Linked DNA regions of Homo sapiens: region 2 is linked to region 1. A link is a loop called in an ENCODE intact Hi-C map of the cell type or tissue named here. Cell type or tissue: adrenal gland. All regions are shown on one strand. Links, peaks and the distances in the headings refer to the core of each region. The heading gives the core; the rest is flanking DNA.

What was found. A loop is a pair of places that touch in the nucleus more often than their neighbours do. Peaks named below come from ENCODE experiments on the same cell type or tissue, not always from the same donor. Only the 100,000 strongest peaks of a DNase experiment are listed, where the experiment ranks them.
Region 2: a loop joins it to region 1, with 4 times the contacts of the local background. A loop is called at or near these places in 1 of 110 quality-filtered maps.

What each region holds. Positions count from the first base shown.
Region 1 is chr11:133,489,214-133,500,030 of GRCh38, forward strand. All of the region lies in intron 1 of OPCML (opioid binding protein/cell adhesion molecule like), which reads right to left. Among named protein-coding and RNA genes, the nearest start is that of OPCML, 38 kb to the right of the region's middle. RefSeq lists enhancers at 8,304-8,804, 8,805-9,305. In adrenal gland, for the core only: no CTCF peak of the experiment used is centred there; no DNase peak of the experiment used is centred there.
Region 2 is chr11:133,544,049-133,554,865 of GRCh38, forward strand. No RefSeq gene overlaps it. Among named protein-coding and RNA genes, the nearest start is that of OPCML, 17 kb to the left of the region's middle. RefSeq lists enhancers at 1,571-2,489, 10,222-10,813, 10,814-10,817. In adrenal gland, for the core only: no CTCF peak of the experiment used is centred there; a DNase peak (open chromatin) is centred at 5,783.

The DNA of each region.
Region 1 (10,817 bases), core at 1,016-9,015:
AAAATAGATAAATGGGACTTAATTAAACTAAAAGCTTCTGCACAGCAAAAGAAACAATCAACAAAGTCAACAGACCACCTAAAGAACGGTTTAAAAAAAAAAACTGTAAACTATGCATCTGACAAAGGGCTAAATCCAGAATCTACAAGGAACTCAAACAACTCAACAAATAAAAAAACAAATAACCCCATTTAAAAGTGGACAAAGGACATAAACAGACATTTTTCAAAGGAAGACGTATAAATGGCCAGCAAACATATTAAAAGTGCTGAACATCACTAATCAGAGAAATGTACATTAAAACACAATAAGATGCTATCTTACACCAGTCAGAATGACTATTATTAAAAAGTCAAAAAACAACAGGTGTTAGTGAGGATGCAGAGACTAAAAAATGCTTATACACTGTTGGCGGAATGTAAATTAATACAAAATAGAACTACCATTCAATCCATCAACCCCACTACTGGCTATCTACCCAAAGGGAAATAAATCATTATTTCAAAAAGATACCCACACTCATATGTTTATTACAGCACTATTTACAATAGCAAAGTTATGGAATCAAGCTAAGTGTCCATCAACAGAGAAATGAGGAAAATGTGTGTGTGTGTGTATATACATATATATATATATATATTTTTTTATACATGCACACACATATACATATACACACACATACATATTTATACATACATATACATCCTACATGCACACATGCACACACCATGGAATACTACTCAGTCATAAAAAAATGAAATGTCTTTTGCAGCAACATGCATGGAACTGGAGACCATTATCGTAAATAAAAGTGAAGATTTAGGTACCTCATACCAAATACATGAGGAGCTTAAAATCAGCTATGGCTAAGGATATATACCCTAAAATCAGCAAATGCTACATATCAGGGTTTGTTTTACTCCTTCAGAGAGCTTGTTGTTTCCTGCACACCACTGTGCCCAGGACGCATGCAAGAGAAAAGTTCTGAGGGTGAGAATAAAAACAAAGTGGCATAAGGTTGTAATTCTCAACAGGAACCCACCTTTCTGAGATTTCCATCCCGACCTACATATTAAAGATGAAAAATCTCCAAATGACCTGCTTTTTTTGTAGTTCAATATTTCACTGTGAGTTCTTTGTATTTTACATGCAGATATACTTGAACATTGTATATTCCTAATTTTTCATCTTTTGAATCTCATATTCTGTAAGACATAAATTGATACAGCCATCAGTGAAGCATGTGGAGGCCCAGGATGGCAGGCAAGGTCAGTGAAGTAAAACGAGGGTCAGGAGTGAGCTACTAAAGCCAATGAAAGTGAGAATCCCAAGAAAAGGCAAATATGCTTCCAAATAAGCCACCTCCTCTCAACATGGAAGCCCGGGTCAGCCCAGGAGATATAAGTGAGACCATGCCACTCCTCTGTGGACAATGGTCTTCCAATGACTTTCCAACTCAACAAGAATAAAAGCTCCCATGGCAGTCTCTCCTCCTTTCTTGCTTTTTTTGATGATTGAGGCCTCCTTCCAATATACCAGCCATAATCCTACATCAGCAGAGAGGCTACATCCCAAATGGCTGTCCTCATGGCTTGCTATCTCATCCCCTTTACATCTTTAAAATGTCATCTTCCTTCACCCTAGGCCCCCGTCAACGTTATGCTGTTCCATAACTCTTATCCCCTTATACCATAGAGTTTATTCTTTAACTGCCAATCTCTTCTCACTAGAATGGAAGCTGCATGAAGGCAGAATTGCTAAGTGTCTTGCTTGCTGCTATATCCCCTGTACCTAGAACACTGCCTGACAGAGAGTGAGTAGGTGTTTATTAAACATTTATCGAATGAATGAGTGAGTGAATGAGAAGTCAGCAGTGTGAAATTCTATGGGAAAGTTGATCAAAGGTCAATGAACTGGGTAAGGTCTGTGCAGTGTCGGATGATGCCCAGGTCGACAACCTCAGGCAGGAAGAGAAGTGAGGAGGCAATCAATGGGTGTGCAGAAGTCAGCCCAGACACTCCCTTGCTGGGCTTGCCAGGGCTCACGTCCCACCTATGTTGAGGCCTCCTAGTCACTTTACACCTTCCCCTCAGCATCACACAGCCTTGAAAAATGTCTCTTTCCACTCATTTTTGGAAGGCACCACGACACACTAGGTGAGGGGAGAAAAACAGTTCATTTGATCGATTTCACTGTAACGGTCCTCTTGAGAGGAGAAGAGGCTGGGCTGGGAACATTCTTATTGTGTGGTTATAGTTTGGCTCCTGCTCATAAACAATATTTCCCCCACCCTCTCTGCAGATCCTTGTCTAAGGAATTCCTGCTTTCTATTTCCACTAAGGACATCAGGGAGCACTGGGAAAGGGGAAACATGGGTAAAAAGTACCCATAAGCTATGCGAGGAATCCCAGAAAATCGCCCAGAGGCAGAATGTGACTGAGGCAGGCTGCAGCAGCATGATGAGGTTTGAAATCTTCTCGTTGATCCCTTTCTATAGACCAGAACCCCTTTTCTGGCCACAGGTCCTTGGAGAGAGAGTCGCTTCCAGCACATCAAGAAAGGGAAGCACTGAGCATTTACCATTCAGTTAGCAGAGCCGAAATGCCAGGGGGAACATGAGGTCAGGAAAAGTGAAAGAAGGATCAGGAACTCCAATCAGGCAAGACCCAGAAATAGCAGAACTCTTGTATTCTCACTCACGAGGCCTTTCTATCCTGGGCTCCCACAGCAAGTGTCACACCTTGATTAAAACTTAGAATAGCCTGGGGTAGGCAGGAGAGGAGATGAGGAAAGCACGCTCAAATCAGTGCCTAGAATCATACATGGGGTCTCATCCACAGAAGGAACACATGGGAAGCTCTCATCATGACTGCATATGCTGGCTTTTTCAGCAGGCAAACCTCGCCAGTGCTCTGTCCTGCTCTAAGGAAAAACGTAGCCTGGCCAAAGGTGTAGACTGAGTGGACAGGAAGGGAAGAGGGGGAGTGGGGACCATGGAGAGCTACAGCAGAGCTAGGAATCAACCTGCCTCCCCACCGCACTGGGTCCTGCTTCTCTGGGAGAGGATCCATTTCACAAACATGTGTTTCCTACTGAATGCTGGCCTCATATGGATGCTTTTGGCCTTTTTTTCTTTTAGTACTTAATCCCCTAGGAGACGAAACTCTCATTCCAAATCAGCTTTTCACCCACACTTTTTCTACCCTTGATAACAGCCTTATATAAAAGCAAAGGGAGGAACAACCCAAACGTCATGAAGATTTGAGGCTAAAATCATGGGTAAAAAGGCTGCTCAGAAGTTGCTGGGGTTTTTTTAATAACAAAGTAAGACATGGCCATATGAATGGAGAGATAAGTCATTAGAGACTAAAACACGTCCCAGGGTTGCAGAAGAATTAAGTTGGAGACAATGATGCCCAACGATCAAAGGGGAAAATAAAAAGTAATCCTGATGTTAATATCAGGGAGACAGATAAGAGCTAAGCAGGCAATTACTGCCAAAAAAAAAAAAAAGTTTAAATTCAGTGCCCAGTAAAATTTCTGAATAAATATTAACGGGAAATTTATAAGCACTTAGTGGCTAATGGAAACTTGAGGGAATGTCCTAACTGCGAGGTCTATTACATGGCAGAATAGTCTATTAGATGCAGAAGCAGTCTCCTTGGGGATACAGCAGCACCATCCCTGTGGGAGTCATTTAAAACAGGATAGAAAGGCACACTGGAGAATATGCCATAAGAAGCATCAGGCACCACCACGAGGCAAGGAGAAGGGTTCAGTTAGGCTCTGCTCCCTTTGGGAAGGACCACCTGTCAGTCCTTCGGAGCCCAGTATCTGCATCTCAAACTGAGGGCTCCTCTCCCCTCAAAACTCTCCAATGCACCACCTGGGACCAGTGATGACAAGCGCAGGATTGAGGAGCTCATGACCTTGCCCCCCAGAAGGCCACCCCCATCCTGGCTGGGAGCCTCTGGCCTGTACCCTTCTGAGAGAAGATGGTAAGAGCACAGGAAGCCAGCCTGCTTAAGCCTGGAGCCTTGCACGCCGGGCAGGCCTCAGGGGCCACCCAGCACCCTTTGGGGAGATCCATGAAGGGCTCTTGCTGCCATTATTACACAAATGACATACAACTGTAGACATAAGTAGAAAGTGAGGATAAATACACAAGGCACCAAAATAAAGTCACCTCGAATCTCGTTCAGTCACATGGGTGCATAGCCTTCCCCCATGTGTACATGCATACTTTTTTTTACAGAAATGAGTTTAAACATAGCATTTTATAACCCATGAATATATTTCAAACCAATAAGACACTTCTACAACATCTTTTCTTAATAACCATTATTCCACTGCATAAAGGCAGTATAACCTATTTCTCTATTGTTATACATCTCTTTGTCTCCATTTAAAAAAAAAATAAGCATGCATTTAGTGGACATCATTGCAGTCATCTTAATTACTACATAAGATAAAATCATAAAAATAAAATTGTTGTGTCAAAGAGTATGCATAATATTTTAAGAGTTTTTTAATGTTTTAGACATGAAGTCCCTGCCCATGCCTATGTCCTGAATGGTAATGCCTAGGTTTTCTTCTAGGGTTTTTATGGTTTTAGGTCTAACGTTTAAGTCTTTAAAATTGACATATGGGATCTAATTAAACTAAAGAGCTTCTGCACAGCGAAAGAAACTACCATCAGAGTGAACAGGCAACCCACAAAATGGGAGAAAATTTTCACATCCTACTCATCTGACAAAGGGCCAATATCCAGAATCAACAATGAACTCAAACAAATTTACAAAAAAAAAAAACACACAACCCCATCAAAAAGTGGGCAAAGGACATGAACAGACACTTCTCATTCTCAAAAGAAGACATTTATGCAGCCAAAAAAACACATAAAAAAATGCTCACCATCACTGGCCATCAGAGAAATGCAAATCAAAACCACAATGAGATACCATCTCACACCACTTAGAATGGCGATCATTAAAAAGTCAGGAAACAACAGGTGCTGGACAGGATGTGGAGAAATAGGAACACTTTTACACTGTTGGTGGGACTGTAAACTAGTTCAACCATTGTGGAAGTCAGTGTGGCGATTCCTCAGGGATCTAGAACTAGAAATACCATTTGACCCAGCCATCCCATTACTGGGTATATACCCAAAGGACTATAAATCATGCTGCTATAAAGACACAAGCACACGTATGTTTATTGCGGCACTATTCACAATAGCAAAGACTTGGAACCAAGCCAAATGTCCAACAATGATAGACTGGATTAAGAAAATGTGGCACATATACACCATGGAATACTATGCAGCCATAAAAAATGATGAGTTCATGTCCTTTGTAGGGACATGGATGAAGCTGGAAACCATCATTCTCAGTAAACTATAGCAAGAACAAAAAGCCAAACACTGCATGTTCTCACTCATAGGTGGGAATTGAACAATGAGAACACATGGACACAGGAAGGGGAACATCACACTCTGGGGACTGTTGTGGGGCGGGGGGACGGGGGAGGGATAGCATTGGGAGATATACCTAATGCTAAATGACGAGTTAATGGGTGCAGCACACCAACATGGCACATGTATACATATGTAACTAACCTGCACATTGTGCACATGTACCCTAAAACTTAAAGTATAATAATAATAAAATAATAAAATAAAATAAAATAAAAGTTTTTTCAATTTTATTTTTCCATAAGTTATTGGGGTACAGGTGGTATTTGGTTACATGAGTAACTTCTTTAGTGGTGATTTGTGAGAGTTTGGTGCATCACCCAAGCAGTATATGCTGTACCATATTTGTAGTCTTTTATCCCTTGCCCCCTGCCACTCTTTCCCCCAAGTCACCGAAGTTCATTGTATCATTCTTATGCCTTTGCATCCTCATAGCTTAGCTCCTTTATATCTGTGAGAACATACAATGTTTGGTTTTCCATTCCTGAGTTACTTCACTTAGAATAATAGTCTCCAGTCTCATTCAGGTCACTGCAAATGCCATTAATTCATTCCTTTTTATGGCTGAGTAGTATTCCATTGTATATATACCACAGTTTCTTTATCCACTCATTGATTGATTGGTATTTGGGTTGGTTCCACGATTTTGCAATTGTGAATTGCACTGCTATAAACATGCGTATGCAAGTATATTATTCGAATAATGACTTCTTTTCCTCTGGGTAGATACCCAGTAGTGGGATTGCTGGATCTAATGGTAGTTCTACTTTTAGTTCTTTAAGGAATCTCCACACTGTTTTCCATAGTGGCTGTTTTAGTTTACTTTCCCACCAGCAGTGGAGAAGCGTTCCCTGATCACCGCATCCACACCAGCATCTACCGTTTTTTGATTTTTTTATTATGGCCATTCTTGCAAAAGTAAGGTGGTATCGCATTGTGGTTCTGATTTGCATTTCTTTGACCATTAGTGATATTGAGCATTTTTTCATATGTCTGTTGGCCATTTGTATATCTTCTTTTGAGAATTGTCTATTCGTATCCTTAACCCACCTTTTGATGGGATTTTTTTTTTCTTACTGATTTGTTTGACTTTGTTGTAGATTCTGGATATTAGTCCTTTGTAAGATGTATAGATTGTGAAGATTTTCTCCCCCTCTGTGGGTTGTCTGTTAACTCTGCTGACTGTTCCTTTTGCCCTGCAAAAGCGCTTTTGTTTAATTAGGTCCCAGCTATTTATCATTGTTTTTATTGCATTTGCTTTTGGGTTCTTGGTCATGAAAACCTTGCCTAAGCCAATGTCTGGAAGGGTTTTACCAACGTTATCTTCTAGAATTTTTATAGTTTCACATCTTAGGCTTAAGTCCTTAATCCACCTTGAGTTGACTTTTGTATAATGTGAGAGATGAGGATCTAGTTTCATTCTCCTACATGTGGCTAGCCAATTATCCCAGCATCATTTGTGGAAAAGGGTGTCTTTTCCCACTTTATGTTTTTGTTTGCTTTGTCAAAGATTAGTTGGCTATAAGTATTTGGGTTTAATTCTGGGTTCCCTATTCTGTTCCATTGGTCTATGTGCCTATTTTTATACCAGTACCACACTGTTTTGCTGACTATGGCCTAATAGTACAGTTTGAAATCAGGTAGTGTGACGCCTCCAGATTTGTCCTTCTTGCTTAATCTTGCTTTGGCTATGCAGGTTATTTTTTGGTTCCATATGAATTTTAGAATTGTTTTCTCTAACTCTGTGAAGAAGGATGGTGGTATTTTGATGGGGATGTGTTGCATTTGTAGATTGCTTTTGACAGTATGGTCATTTTCACAATGTTGGTTCTACCCATCCATGAGCGTGGGATGTGTTTCCATTTGTTTGTGTCATCTATGATTTCTTTCAGCATTGTTTTGTAGTTTTCCTTGTAGAAGTCTTTTGATTCTTTTGTTAGGTATATTCCTAAGTATTTTATAGCTTTTGCAGCTATTGTAAGAAGGGGTTGAGTTCTTAATTTGATTCTCCACTTGGTCACTGTTGGTATATAGAAGAGCTACTGATTTGTGTACATTAAACTTGTATCCAGAAACTTTGCTGAATTCTTTTATCAGTTCTAGGAGCTTTCTGGAGGAGTCCTTAGGGTTTTCAAGGTAAACGATTATATTGTCAGCAAACAGGGACAGTTTGACTTCCTCTTTACCAATTTGGATGGCCTTTATTTCTTTCCCTTGTCTGATTTCTCTTGCTAGGACTTCCAGTACTATATTGAAGAGGAGTGGTGAGCGTGGGCATCCCTGTCTTGTTCCCGTTCTCAGAGGTAATGCTTTCAACTTTTCCCCATTCAGTATTATGTTGGCTGTGCGTCTGTCATAGATGGCTTTTATTACATTAAAGTGTGTCCCTTGTATGCCGATTTTGCTGAGAGTTTTAATCATAAAGGGATGCTGGATTTTGTCTAATGCTTTTTCACCAATTATTCTTATGTTTGGTCGTTTAACATAATCCCAAACTTCTTGGAGTCTTTGTTCATATTTTCTTATTCTTTTTTCTTTGTCATTGTTGGATTGGGTTAATTTGAAGGCCTTTTCTTCAAGCTCTGAATTTCTTTCTTCTACTTGTTCAATTCTATTGTTGAGAGTTTCCAGAGCATTTTGCATTTCTAAAAGTGTGTCCAAAGTTTCCTGAATTTTTGATAGTTTTTTCTTTAAGCTATCTATTTCCTTGAATATTTCTCCCTTCACTTCTTGCTTCATTTTTTGGATTGCCTTTCATTGAGCGTTTCCTTTCTCTGGTCCCCCCCGATTCACTTAATAACTAATCTCCTGACTTCTAATATTTTAGGAGCTTTGATTCTTGTTACTACGATGCTTTCTGGACAGGTGGAAGCTCCCACCAGCACAGTGTGAAAGTGAGATTTTGGTCACGTCGCTCTTGTTAACAGCATTTCTCCTTTGGGCCCTCATGCCTCTGGCTTTGAGTATGCGTACAGAGCACACAGCCAGCTCAGTCCAGCTAGTGTCAAGCAGGAAAGGAAAAGGAAGGCCCCTTTAAATAGGCAGTTTGTGCTATTTCCCCAAAGAGAAGGAACTCAGCAAAAGGCTGCAAACTGTCTTAGAAGGAAGAGGCTATCTGCTTGAAACAGCCAAGACCTTTAGCTCAAATCCATTAATCCTCTTTATTAAACCTGGGTCACCTCTGAGTCCCGGCAAATTAACCAGCATCTCCCCACTGCAAGTGAATCGAGAGACAGTGCACTGCACACTGCCTGTCAGTTTCACGGACCAGGGCACCAGGGTCAGAAGGCTTCCCAGGCTCCATCCTCTGCTTTTGTCAATTTAAAAGGGAACATCAGCTGCACTTGTATAAATTACAGGCCAGGCTGTGTGAGGGCCGGGGGCCAAGGCAGCATCTCTGCACCACCGGAGAGGAGAGGAGAGGGTGCCGGGCAAGCGGCGGTTGCTCCAAGGCTTCCCTTCATTCCAACACCTCTGAGTGTGTACAGGAGCTCTGAAGGGGTCCAGTTCAGAGTCCAGAGTGAGCCCAGGTCTCTCCCAGGAGCACCTCTCCTGGCTTCCCTGCGTTTTCTGCTTTACTCCCTTCCAAAGCTGGCAAGGAAGGCCTGAAATTCTACCTTTGCTGGGTCAAGACATGAAGTAGAGACAATGCCAGAGCCAAATGTGGAAGGGCCAGAGACAGAGGGAGACAGAAGAGGAGACAGAGAGACTGAGGCAGTGAAAGGACACAGACGAGACCCAGAAGAGTCAGAGAAAAGAGAGTCAGAACTAGAGCAATCCCAGGAAACCGGGCACAATATCGCGCAGGGCCCCTTCTCTCCAGCCTTCCTCGCACCATCTGGGCCTCCCAGGGCCTAAGACAACTGTACTTGAAAATATAGTGGGTCCTTCTCCCCACCCATCTGGCTAAAGCTTAACAGTTACTCAAAGAACAAGTGCGGTCTCAGCTGCAAGACAAATGTAGGCACATAGATGCAGGCCTTATTGGAACCAAAGTCCAGTAGCGTCGCACATCTGATTTTATGCTCCACTTAATAGGAAGGATATGAAAACCAGGGAGGTCCCAAAGGAGAACTGCAAAAAGGATTTAAGCATGAGAAATGAATCTTATAAAACAAGGCAGGCCAGAGGAGTGATCTGTGGTCACTTTAGATGTAAGAATAACAGCTACCATGGATGGAGTTATGGAACCCAACAGGCTCTAAGATGGAATGATGGCTTTATGTTTACAAGAACCCTGTGTGATATGTGGTAAGATTGTTACCACTGTACAGATGACTACAATGAGGCACATGAGGTTCTCCTACATGTTCAAGTCCACAAATCCCAAGCCTGGAAGCTACAGGGCCAGCGTTGGATCTTGACCTGGAACCACCATGGTATTTATGCCACTGCAGTCACTGAAGGACGGTGACACAATGCTCCCTGTCCACTGAGGACAAGCTGAAAAGCCGTCCAGCTCCCTCCAGAAGTCAACGTTTTTGCTGACCTGGCAGCAAACCAGCCCATATGGAAAGTGGAGAGTGAGGGAAAAAGTCTTGGGAACCAGGGATTTCGGGCGAGGGGCAGGCAGGGTCAGAGGAACTAGTGGGCATGAAAGCAAGTTTCCTTACACAACATCTCCATCGCATTCCCAATAGGAAAGAAAAATGGTGCCTAGCTTTGTTTAATATTTTCTCCTGCTATCCAAATAGTGTTAACATCTGTTACATTTCCAATCGGGAAACAAATACATGCATCAGTGTATATGCTAATGATCCCTGGCCTCCCCTCCTGTGGGGGAGAAATGGAACCTTAACCCCTTTGCCACCGTGCTCACTCTTCTGACCTTTCCTTGGTCCCAAGGGAAGCCCATGCTTTGAGATTTTGAGGCTCTTTGTGGGCTGCACTCGTAGTTCATCTCTACCCTGGAGGCAGACTCTCTGATGGATTTGGGAGAGAATATCTCACAGCCTGGAAGAAGGGTCACCCACCTGCTGCCTGGGAGTAGAAGAGGTTTGTTGGGGTTTTTTTTAAAATAATAATAATTGGAAAACCTTCCAGGAGATCAAAAACAAATGACCAACACCACCAGCAGAAAAATAAATATATATATATATATACACATATATATATGTGTGTGTATATATATATACACACATATATATGTGTATGTATATATATATACATACACATATATATATATATATTTTTTTTTTTTTTTGAAAGGGAGTCTCACTCTGTTGCCCAGGCTGGAGTGCAATGGTGAGATCTCGGCTCACTGCAACCTCCGCCCCCCGGGTTCAAGCAATTCTCCTGCCTCAGCCTCCCAAGTAGCTGGGATTACAGGCATGTGCCACCACAC
Region 2 (10,817 bases), core at 1,667-9,666, 55 kb after region 1:
CCAGGCTGAAGTGCAGTGGTGCAATTATATCTTATAGCAGCCTCAAAACTCCTGGGTTCAAGCAATGCTCCTGCCTCAGTCTTCAAAAGCATTGGGATTACACGCGTGAGCCACCACATTCGACCCATGACAGCATTTTAAGGTGGAAATTAGCTCATGGAGCCTTTGCCAGGATCTGCAGGTGCCAAGGGTTCGGAGCTGAGGAATACAGAGCCAGAAATGGCAAACAGCGGTAGGTCCAGCCGTGCCAAAGGGCACACTTGTCACTACATCTTCCAGGCCAAGATTTTGGCCATGACATTGGAGCATCAAGAACTCATGGCTCCTGCACTCTGATCTCTGATAGCAAAGAGGAAATATTTCTTCCCTGACACTTTCATTAAGGCTTTAGTAACCTCCCCAACCACCTCCCATGGAAGGAGGCTCACAACCCACATTCACAGCTTTCAGTGTCTATCCTCTGGAACAGCATATGCCAGCAGTGGCAAACTGGCAGCCTGGGAGCTGGATTTGACCCCAGGACACGTATTCTATATCCAGCAGTATTTTTAGATAAAGTATGTTGCCAACAAGTCGTCATCCAGATTTTTAGGTTTTCTTGAAAAATCAGATGACTTAATCAAGCTGATTCTTCATTCCATCTAATAAAAATCGTCTGGAATTCTAGCTGCTCTTCTAGGCAAAGAAGCTCCTCTGTGCTACTGCAGCCCCAGGGCCCACTTCATTCATATATACAACCCACCCTCCCAGGCCTCCCCTGCACCTAGAGTGTAGTGTGTCTCTCTCTCTCTCTCTCTCTCTCTCTCTCTCTCTCTCTCTCTCTCTCTCATATTACTATAAGTTAAAACACTGAGAATCTGAGAATGCTTTTATTCTCACCCAAGAAAACATCACCAGAGACTTAGAAATTATCCAACTTCCTCCCCAAGTAGGAGAAATAGTGAAGAGATCATTTTGCAAGGGCTCAATTTTACCCATCTGGATATCTCAGTGTGTGGCACATGAAGCCTTCATTACATTTCTATAATCAGTTGGAGATAATATGGTCCTCCAGAGAGGGATGTTCATGTTCTCAGAAACCTGGAAGAGCAGGAGTAGGTGAAAAAGTCATGTGTGACCTTCACAGGCACCTACAAGTAGAGGGGCCAGAAAGTGTGGTTTTGGTTCCTCCTCCAAAGCAGGCCAGTGGGCATTAGTAATGGTGGGGGAGGGAGGAGGTCCCTAGGGAGGATCTGCATAATGACACTGAGACCATTTACCAAGACACAAATGCAAACTGAAAGAGTAATATTCTTCAGTGACATATTCAAGCAGGAGAGAAAACTGTTTTAAAAACAACCACCAAAACCTGCTTACCTCGTTTTGCATGATGCTCCCTCGCCCCCTTCTTAAGTACACACTTTGTGGAAGAGACTCACACATTTGCATGACAGTACAAAGAAAAGGCCCTTTACCCACCAGGATGGAGAGAAATGAGAGAGGGAGGGAGTGGGGGGTAGTGAAGCAGCTGGTTCCACAGAAGGAAAGGGAGCAGGACTGAGTACCGATTTTGGCTTTGGGAGAACAAGGCATTCGGAAGCAAGAAGCCATGTTGGTAAGTGAGGCCCCTCCTCCCCATAGAGGCCAGGGAACAGCCCGGAGCACAGGGGCTAATCTGTGTCAAGAGCCCTTGGTTTCCGTGGACCACAGACAGAAACATCAGCTGGTGATGACATACAGGGTATCGCCCGTTCTCTGATCTCAGAGTGAAAAGGGACCACAGCAGGCTCCTGACTCATGCAGGCCCCTCACCCCACCTTGTATGGCCTCCTTCCCCTGTGCAGCCTCTTCCCACAGTGCAGCCTCCTCCCCCTGTGCGGCCTCCTCCCCTGTGTGGCCTCCTCCTTCAGCATGGCCTCCTTCCCCTGTGCAGCCTCCTCCCCCTGTGCAGCCTCCTCCCCCTGTGCAGCCTCCTCCTTCAGCGTGGCCTCCTCCCCTGTGCAGCCTCCTTCCCCTGTGCAGCCTCCTCCCCCTGTGCAGCCTCCTCCTCCTGTGCGGCCTCCTCCCCTGTGCAGCCTCCTCCTTCAGCGTGGCCTCCTCCCGTGTGCAGCCTCCTTCCCCTGTGCAGCCTCCTCCCCCTGTGCAGCCTCCTCCCCCTGTGCAGCCTCCTCCTCCTGTGCGGCCTCCTCCCCTGTGCAGCCTCCTCCTTCAGCGTGGCCTCCTCCCCTGTGCAGCCTCCTCCCCCTGTGTGGCCTCCTCCCTGTGTGGCCTCCTCCCCCTGTGCAGCCTCCTCCTTCAGCGTGGCCTCCTCCCCCTGTGCAGCCTCCTCCTCCTGTGCGGCCTCCTCCCCTGTGCAGCCTCCTCCCCCTGTGCAGCCTCCTCCTTCAGTATGGCCTCCTCCCCCTGTGCAGCTTCCTCCCCCTGTGTGGCCTCCTCCCCCTGTGCAGCTTCCTCCTTCAGTATGGCCTCCTCCCCTTGTGTGGCTTCCTTCCCCTGTGTGGCCTTCTCCTTCAATGTGGCCTCCAGCCCCATGTGCGACCTCCTGCCCCAGTGTGGCCTCTGCCCCCAGTGCGGCCTCCTCCCCCTGTGTGGCCCCCTCCTTCAGTGTGGCCTCCTTCCCCTGTGTGGCCTCCTCGCCCTGTGTAGCCTCCTTCTTCATTGTGGCCTCCTCCCCCTGTGTAGCCTCCTCCCCCTGTACAGCCTCCTCCTTCAATATGGCCTCCTCCCCGTGTGGCCTCCTCCTTCAGTGTGGCCTCTTCCCCATGTGCGACCTCCTGCCCCAGTGCGGCCTCCTCCCCCTGTGTGGCCTCCTCCCCCTGTGCAGCCTCCTCCTTTAGCACAACCTCCTCCCCCTGTGTGGCCTCTGCCCCCAGTGTGGCCTCCTCCCCCTATGTGGCCTCCTGCCCCTGTGCGGCCTCCTCCTTCAGTGTGGCCTCCTACTTCAGTGTGGCCTCCTCCCCCTGTGCAGCCTCCTGCCCCAGTGTGGCCTTCTCCCCCTGTGCAGCCTCGTCCCTCTGTGCAGCCTCCTCCCCCTTGTGCAGCCTCCTCACCTTGTGCGGCCTCCTTCCCTTGTGCAGGCTCCTTACCTTGTGCCACTTTTCTGGAAAAAAGTGTCACAACCTGTGCTATCACCGCCCACTGGGGACACTAGTAAACAGGAAACCTGTGTTGGCTTGAGGATCGTCACTTTTGTTTCTTGCATCTGTGGCCAGGGCCTTCTCAGCACTGCTGTTCTTCACTGCAGCCTCAGTCTCCAGGAGGAATTCAGTAAATATGTATGGAATGAACGTAGAGATGCGTGAATGAATGAATGAACATCAAGGGTCCCTACAAAATCACTTTTGTGGTGTAGGCCACAAGCCATACTCCAACAGGCAGAATTCAGAGAGTGAAGAGACTTTGAGATCAGATAGGCCTGAGTCAGAATCCTGCTGTGTAACCTTAGACAGCTGCCCTCCCCTCTCTGAGTCCCTATTTCCTTACCTGATGAATTAAGATAAGAATGTTCATCCCACAGTGCTGCCATGAGGAGTAAGTGAGAGAAAGTCTGTAAAGCACTCAGCACAGCGCTTAGGAGCTCAATAAAGGGCCACTGTTGTCATTACTGGTCCAGCAACAACCTGACGTATTGATTTCTAGCAAGTCTTATTCTCAAGCGGATCCCGAAGATTCCCACATGGAAGTTTCCTGGATCGCATGCCAGGTGGAAAGGTCTCTACACCCCCACACTGACCTCCAGCTGACTGCTTCTCAGGGTGTCACTTGAGGAAACTCTTCGTCAAACTCTTTCTGCAGCCTGCCCTACCCATACGAAGTTTCCTTCCAGAGTGTGGGCTTGCATGCAACCACACGGAGGGCTCTTCCAACTCCCTGGCCCTGCCGTTAGACTCCTTCCTCCTTGATGTCTTGATTTGCCTTGTCCGCCCGCTCCTGCCTGCATCCCTGCACACCCATGCTCTCTACTCCCTGCGGCATGCCCCAGGGCACTTTATTCTTGGCTCTGGTTCTTGGTCTGGTTTTTCTCAGCCCTCTTCCAGTCTTTAAAAAATCAGAAATATGGAAACTTACATTTGACACAGTCACAAATAACTTTTGTCTCAGTCAAGTGACGAAGACACCCAACATATATGCAATAGGGGGTTAGGCCATTTCACAGATAACTAAGATTTTGATTTCTTCTCTTTCCAGCTCTCAGATAAACAGTCCAGCAATGGATGCTTCCGAGGCAGCAGAGCCTCATGGCAAGCATCCAAACAGACCTGGGTTTGGGATCTGGCTCTGACACTCAGTCCCTCCAGGCAGCACGCCTCGGTGTCTGCTATCTTCAGTCTCCTCATCGATACAATGGGGATAAAGAAAGTAACTACCTCCTCATGCCAGTGTGAGAAAGGATGGCAACATGTGTTAAGAAGCACTGAGAACAGTGTCTGGCATGCAAAAGTATTCAGTTGATGTTAGGCATCACCGTCATCATAAGAGGAGCCAATGGCATTTATTGAGAATATTCTGGTTAGACTCTATACTAGACACTTGAGATACAAGACGGTAACACCAGACAAGGCCTCTGGACCCTGAATTTAAAGTCCACAGGGAAGTAGAGACTTTTGTTAAATAATCATGCACATAGACAGGAATTATCACCGTGACGATTACCCGAAATGGAGGGGCACTGTATTAAGAGAGGAGAAGCGGGAGGCTGAACCTGGTTTAACAGGCCAGGGAAGCCTTCCCTCAGGAGGAGAGATTTCATCTGAGATCTCAGGGATGAATGAAAGTAATTCAGGTTAGGGGGATGCACGTGCGGGAAATGACCAGGGCCCATTTAAGGAACTGAAAGAAGGCCCAGGTGGCCAGGGCTGGTGAGGGTGGAGGAGCAGAGGAAGGCCAAATCCTAGGGAGACCACAGGCTCTGCTGAGCAGCGTTGTCTCCATCCTGACACTGAGGGAGAACTAGTGATGATTTATAAGTTTGGGGAAGGAAGTGTGCATGAGCATTCTGGGTGCAATGTGTAGAATGAATTGGAAAGGAGCAGACATGGATGGGGCGGGGACAGTCGGAAGTGCACTGCATCAGTCCAGGCATGAACAAGAGCAGCTTTGTCTAAAGCACTAGATGATGGCAATGGGCACGGACACCCACTACCGGACTGTAGAGTTTTAGGAAACACAAGCCACAGAATTTGGTGGTGATGGGAACAGGGGCAGCAGAATTTCCAAATCTGACCCCTCGATTCCTGGTTCTGTTTCTGCACAGATGCACGGACATAGTGTCAATGAATGAGAAAGGACACAGTGAACTCAGACCTGGCTGAAGAGTGCAGTCATGGGTTCTGCTGGGGAAGCAGCATCACAACACATCACAACAGCTCATTGCTCTAGAGTCAGACTGCCTGGCCTCCAATCCTGTATCCATTCCCGACAGTCGGTGTGACCTGAAACTCTCCAAGCTTAATTTCCTTAACAATTCCCACCCCCCAACCTCAGAGTTGACATGAAGATCTGAGACCATGGACACGAAGCCATGAGCATAGTGCCTGGCACACAGTAATAACTCAACACAGGCCAAGACTTTGTAAGCTGCGTGGCATAAGCAGCAATTGAAGGAGTCGTCACTCCCTCTCTCCAAGTTTCTTCAGGTTCAGGTAATAGAGACTTTTGCCTTCTCAGGAAAAATATTAAGAAGCTGCTGTCTGTCCTTTGCTTCCCACTGCTCTTCCCCCACAGGAATAAGATTGATTTCTCTAATTAGAGAGATGACAAAGGTCTGACATGTCTGAGTCCTTGTTTCTCCACTAGGCAGGGTTAATGTATTACCAGGCTCTGCTCACACACATTTATTCGTTTTGTGTCTCCCGCCCTGCTCCCTCCATCTGGCCCTCTCTCCCTCTTTCTCGCTGCCTTTCTCCCCTTAAAAGGGCTATCTGGAGTTCATGTGTGTCCTCCTTTCTGTTCCTTCCTCCTCTGGGTGATAAGCCACTGGCAGGCCCTGGCTCTGCAGAGGGAGGCCTACAGCTACAGTTGACAAATTATTTTGCCTGTGGCCAAATGAATGAGATCAACTGGGAGAAAGGAGGCTGTTAAATGAGAAGCTCATTTTGGACTTGAATCAAGACTGCATTCTCCAGTTCAGCCTTACTAGTAATAAGATTGATAGTTTGATGCCTGTTTGACTTGGTGTTTCTCAGCTCTTTCAGAAGCCGGTGGGGAGAGAGAAATGATGAATTGTACTCTTTAAGCTCTACAGTAATTGATGCCAGCCACAATGTCAAAAAATGAGATGATCTTGGGAAACATATACAGGAATAAGGAAACCTAGAACTGAGTCTTATCTTTTCAATGGCTTGACTAAAAAATACTTGCCAGGAATGAGCAGAGAGAAAAGTGGGAGCAGATTAAGAGAGGGTCATGTTACAAAATCCAGGAGAAGAGAGGGCCTTCATGAGGAGGGAGTGATGGACAATGCAGCAACTGGCTACGATGAGTGTTAACTTTCTTCTGTTACCTGATTGTCAGGGAGGGCATTAATGGCCTTAGAAAAAACTCCTTTGTAGCAGTAAGGGAGTAGAAGCTAACCTCCTGTGGGTTGGAAGATGAGTAGAAGGTGAAGAAAGGAGAGAGGACAAACACATAGACAACTTTCCAAGAATACCGGCTATGAAGAGACAGAGAAAGACTGGGGGGCCACTTACCACTCCAGACCCCAACCCAGATCTGTCTCAAGCAGACCCCACACCTCCATTTCACAGCTGGACTGGAAAAGCCGAGCTCTATGAATGTAACCCTCCAACACTCTCTGTTAATCATCGGTTCATAGGAGCGATGCTCATGGGCGTTTTTTTTTCTTTCTGAACTGTGTTGAAACACAATCTCTTACATAAATGGACATCCCAATTCAATTGATTCATTTGACCACGAGGTTCATCCCAATGAACCCTCTACCAGAAAATATGAATTGGGCTGTTGTATCTTCCTGGCAAGAATCATCCATTTATTTTCAGGGATATTATAGTGCCTCGTATATTTCCTGTTACAGTAGGTGTCACAAGGTATAGTAACTATTTCTGCACCTCTCCATAACCATCCCCAGCTGGTAAACTTGTCCTTGTCTCACACAGTAGGAACTCAATAGTGATTGTAAAATAGCTGAGAAACGGGCAGCATCCTTCCCCGGCTTGTGGTGAAATGTTGACAAAATTGGATTTCTGTGTTGGACACAGTTCAGAAGATACTAAGGAGACATGATGACTAAATGCAATATGGTATCCTGGATGGGATCCTGGAATGAAAGAACATTCGTGGGAAAACTAGTGAATGCCCTCAGCACACCCAGCCTAAGGCACGAAACCCTATTTCCTTGTACCCCAGGTTCTTGTTTTTTAGAGAAAGTTGAAAGATATGTAAACCTTTCCTCCGAAGCAGCTCAGCATGAGGACATGGGAAGATGAAAGGATATCCTGGACATTCTTGTGTATCCTCATCAACAAATTAACCTTCCTAGAAAAAAAAAATTAAGAAAAAGGAGTCATCCTTAGTCTTTCGGTCTAGTTTTCCTTCACATGGGTTTGTTTAAATGTAGGAGGAGTTCTGCCTGCAGAATGGATAAGGAACTTGGTAATAACTTATTTCACTTAGTTCCATCTTTAGTATTTTGTCCTCATGGTTGAAGACTTCTTTGGAGAGCATATTTGACAATCATATGACAGTGAAGATTGAATGAAATACCTCTAGATTTGTCTTTTTCTTATAAAGCAATATGGATCTCCCATACCCTTATGCAAATGAAAGTTGCCCAGGAAACTATCTGTATCTACAAAAGAAGAGATGATAGTGACGTCTGCAGCAAGGAGCACACAAGTCAACCAGAGAAGAAGTCAGGATCAGGATACATCTTTAGGTGCTGTTAAAAAGTCGTAAAATGATCTGTGAAATTCTGAGTCTGAATGTGGGATTATATTCAAAAGCGAGTTGAAATAGCTTGCCCTAGCAAAACAATGACAACAATGGCAACAGCAACAACGTTTACTACTTGCTAACCACTTACTATGTGCTGGGCACTGTGCAAAGCACAGCGTGTTCCATCATTCCATCCTCACAACCCTGTTGGATGGTCCTACTCTTATCCTCATTTCACAGGCAAAGACGTACAGGATTAAAAACGTTGAGCAACTTTCCCAAGGCCATTACTGCACTAGGAATAGACATAGCCAGGATTCTCCTGGGTCCGGGGCCCATGCTCTTAGCCACTTCCTCATAGCACATCTGCATCGGTAAGCCTGGGCACATATCATGCAAGTTCTGGAGTGTCCACTGTCACAAGGGCAAGAGGCAAAGAGTGTGTTCTGTATAAGGGTCACAAGTCTTCTCTGTGCACATCGTGGAAGAGGTACCATAAGTTCTGTCTTTCTGCAGCTGCCCCTGGCTGTCCAGAGCTCCCTGGGATGCCTCATCCTCAGAAATTTCCCTGCGAAGAATCCTTTTACCCACCTGTACCTTGACTAACTCCCATAGATTCTGAACCATTCTGGTTTAACATATATTTACTGGACCAGGCCACGCCACCCCAAATCCTTTTTTTGGAAAAAGCTATACATGGAGAATAAATTATCTAATAATGTATCTCAGGCAACATGGTGAGTAGTGGGGATGTGAAGATGATAAGACCTGCTCTTTGATAGCAAATTGATACACTAATTAACATTAATAGCTTAATTGGTAATAACGGCTTAAGGCATTACTGCATCTACTTAAGATGCTATCGTTTTCATGAGACCTCTCAATGCTCAAGCTCAAACGAATAACCCACAGTGTGAATTTCAGCACCCTCAGCAAGTTGGGAGTGGAGTGGACAGCAGGCCAAGAAAAGGGCCACTTCCCAATTCCACAGTCTTAAAAGCATGAAGGAGGGAAGGAGTCAGGGGAGCCTCCTCAGCTCCTCAGACTTTCCTTGTCCGTGGTCTTTCTGTGTAAGAATTCAGAGGGTGCTGAGCGCCACAGCCAGTCCTAGGCTTGTGATAAACCACATACACCTGGAACAGCTCACTCAGAAACATGAGTACATGAGGACTCCGATCCGGCAGTGCTCCACACATTAACATGCATACAAACCCCCAAGGGATCTGGCCAAAATGCGGATCCTGGCTCTGTGGATCTTAGGCAAGGCCTGAGCATCTGCATCCCCAGGGAGCTTCCAGCTGATACTGATGCCGCTGGTTCTGGGAACCACACTCTGAGAAGCAAGGCTCTGGAATGCCTTCCACCATGCCATCATTTCCCAGTGGCCACCCAGGTCTTACTTGGATACCTCCATTGATGGGGAACTTACTGCCCTTTAGGATGGCTTTTTCTTCAGTGCTGTTTCTTCCGTGAAGCTGAAATTTGTTATCCTCAATCACTGAATGTTGTTCTGCCCAAAGATCAATGATTTTCTCACATTTAGATTCCCAATTATCTGTGATAGGCAGGAGCTATGGAAATAAATTCCCTTCAAAGGGTAAATGCAGATACCTACTGATTATTTCAGCCCAGGTGGGGCTGATTCTGCCGCCTTCGACACAGTAAAAGCTGAGTTACAGAGCACTTCACATACCAGGCAGCAGAGCCGGGAACCAGCATCCATGGCCCATTATGACTGTATTGTTCATGAACAATTTAGGGATCTGCAAACTTACTGCTAAACATTATGGTTTCTTCAGTGAGATAAGAAGGGCAATTAGGATGAAAAAAGAAACAAATGCAACTGCTTGGGGAATGTGGATTGTGTATAAGTGTGTATATGAACCCAGATCGATCTGAGCAATGAGCCATTTGGTTTGGTCTGAGGAGATCTGAGCAGCAGAGACCGTGTGGCTGTCTCTTAGTATAACCTTGCTTCTAGACAAGGCTTGAGGGTGTCCTAATTTCACACTTGAACTCCAGTGTCCCAAGGACCTTTTGAGAACTGGTGACATCTCAGACTGTTTCGGCTTTGGATGAAGGTGGAGAACAAGCAATGGGTCAAAACAAAGCAGGCACCATCTGCCAATTCTCCATGTTGCACAGCCCATGCCTGTGTGGGAGCAGCCGGTGTCACGGCTACTGCTGAAGATAAAGAGAAGAACATGTATCTGGAGGTTTGAAATTTTAACAACAGCTTCTTGGTTGTTAATGAATAATAGACACCTGGGAGGGGTCAATGCCACCCACAAAACTGGGGCCTAATATCTGATAGGCTGTCAACGTCCAAGCCATAGCTTGAGTTTCCAAGTCAAACTTCCTTTTCCCCAGATAAAGGAAACACTGGGAAGGAAACAATGGTTAGATTAGCAAGGCCGGCCTCGAGGCTACCGGGAACGAATAGCGCTAGCGCGATAACTCCGCTTTCCTTGGAAAGAAAAGCTTGGAGAGGACAGAGAAGGGGAACCACCCCGCCCCCTCCTCCCAGCACACACTCTCGTCACCACCCTGCACGAAATGGGAACATTTTCAGGCCCCAGTTATGATTTAAATGAAGCACACCGCACCAATATTGTGTGGTGCCATCTGTTATTTTATATTTCACGAAATTTGGCCAGTTTTGAAATATTATAATTATATCTCCTACATTACGTATGCAACGCAGACATTTTCTGAAACATAAATACAGTGTGTGGGAAATGTGACTGTATTTATAGCCCTTGGCTGGTGGGCACCATCAACGGCCTGGCGAGGGCAGCCTGCCAGCACTGCAGGGCCCGGGGGGAAGCACGCCTCCCCCACCCCACCCCATCCTCCAGGGAGCTCCAGCACTCAGAGTGGCCCATGCCCTTTCATCTTCTAAGGAAGGTAACATCAACTGTACTTTAAAATTTTCAAGATCCAGT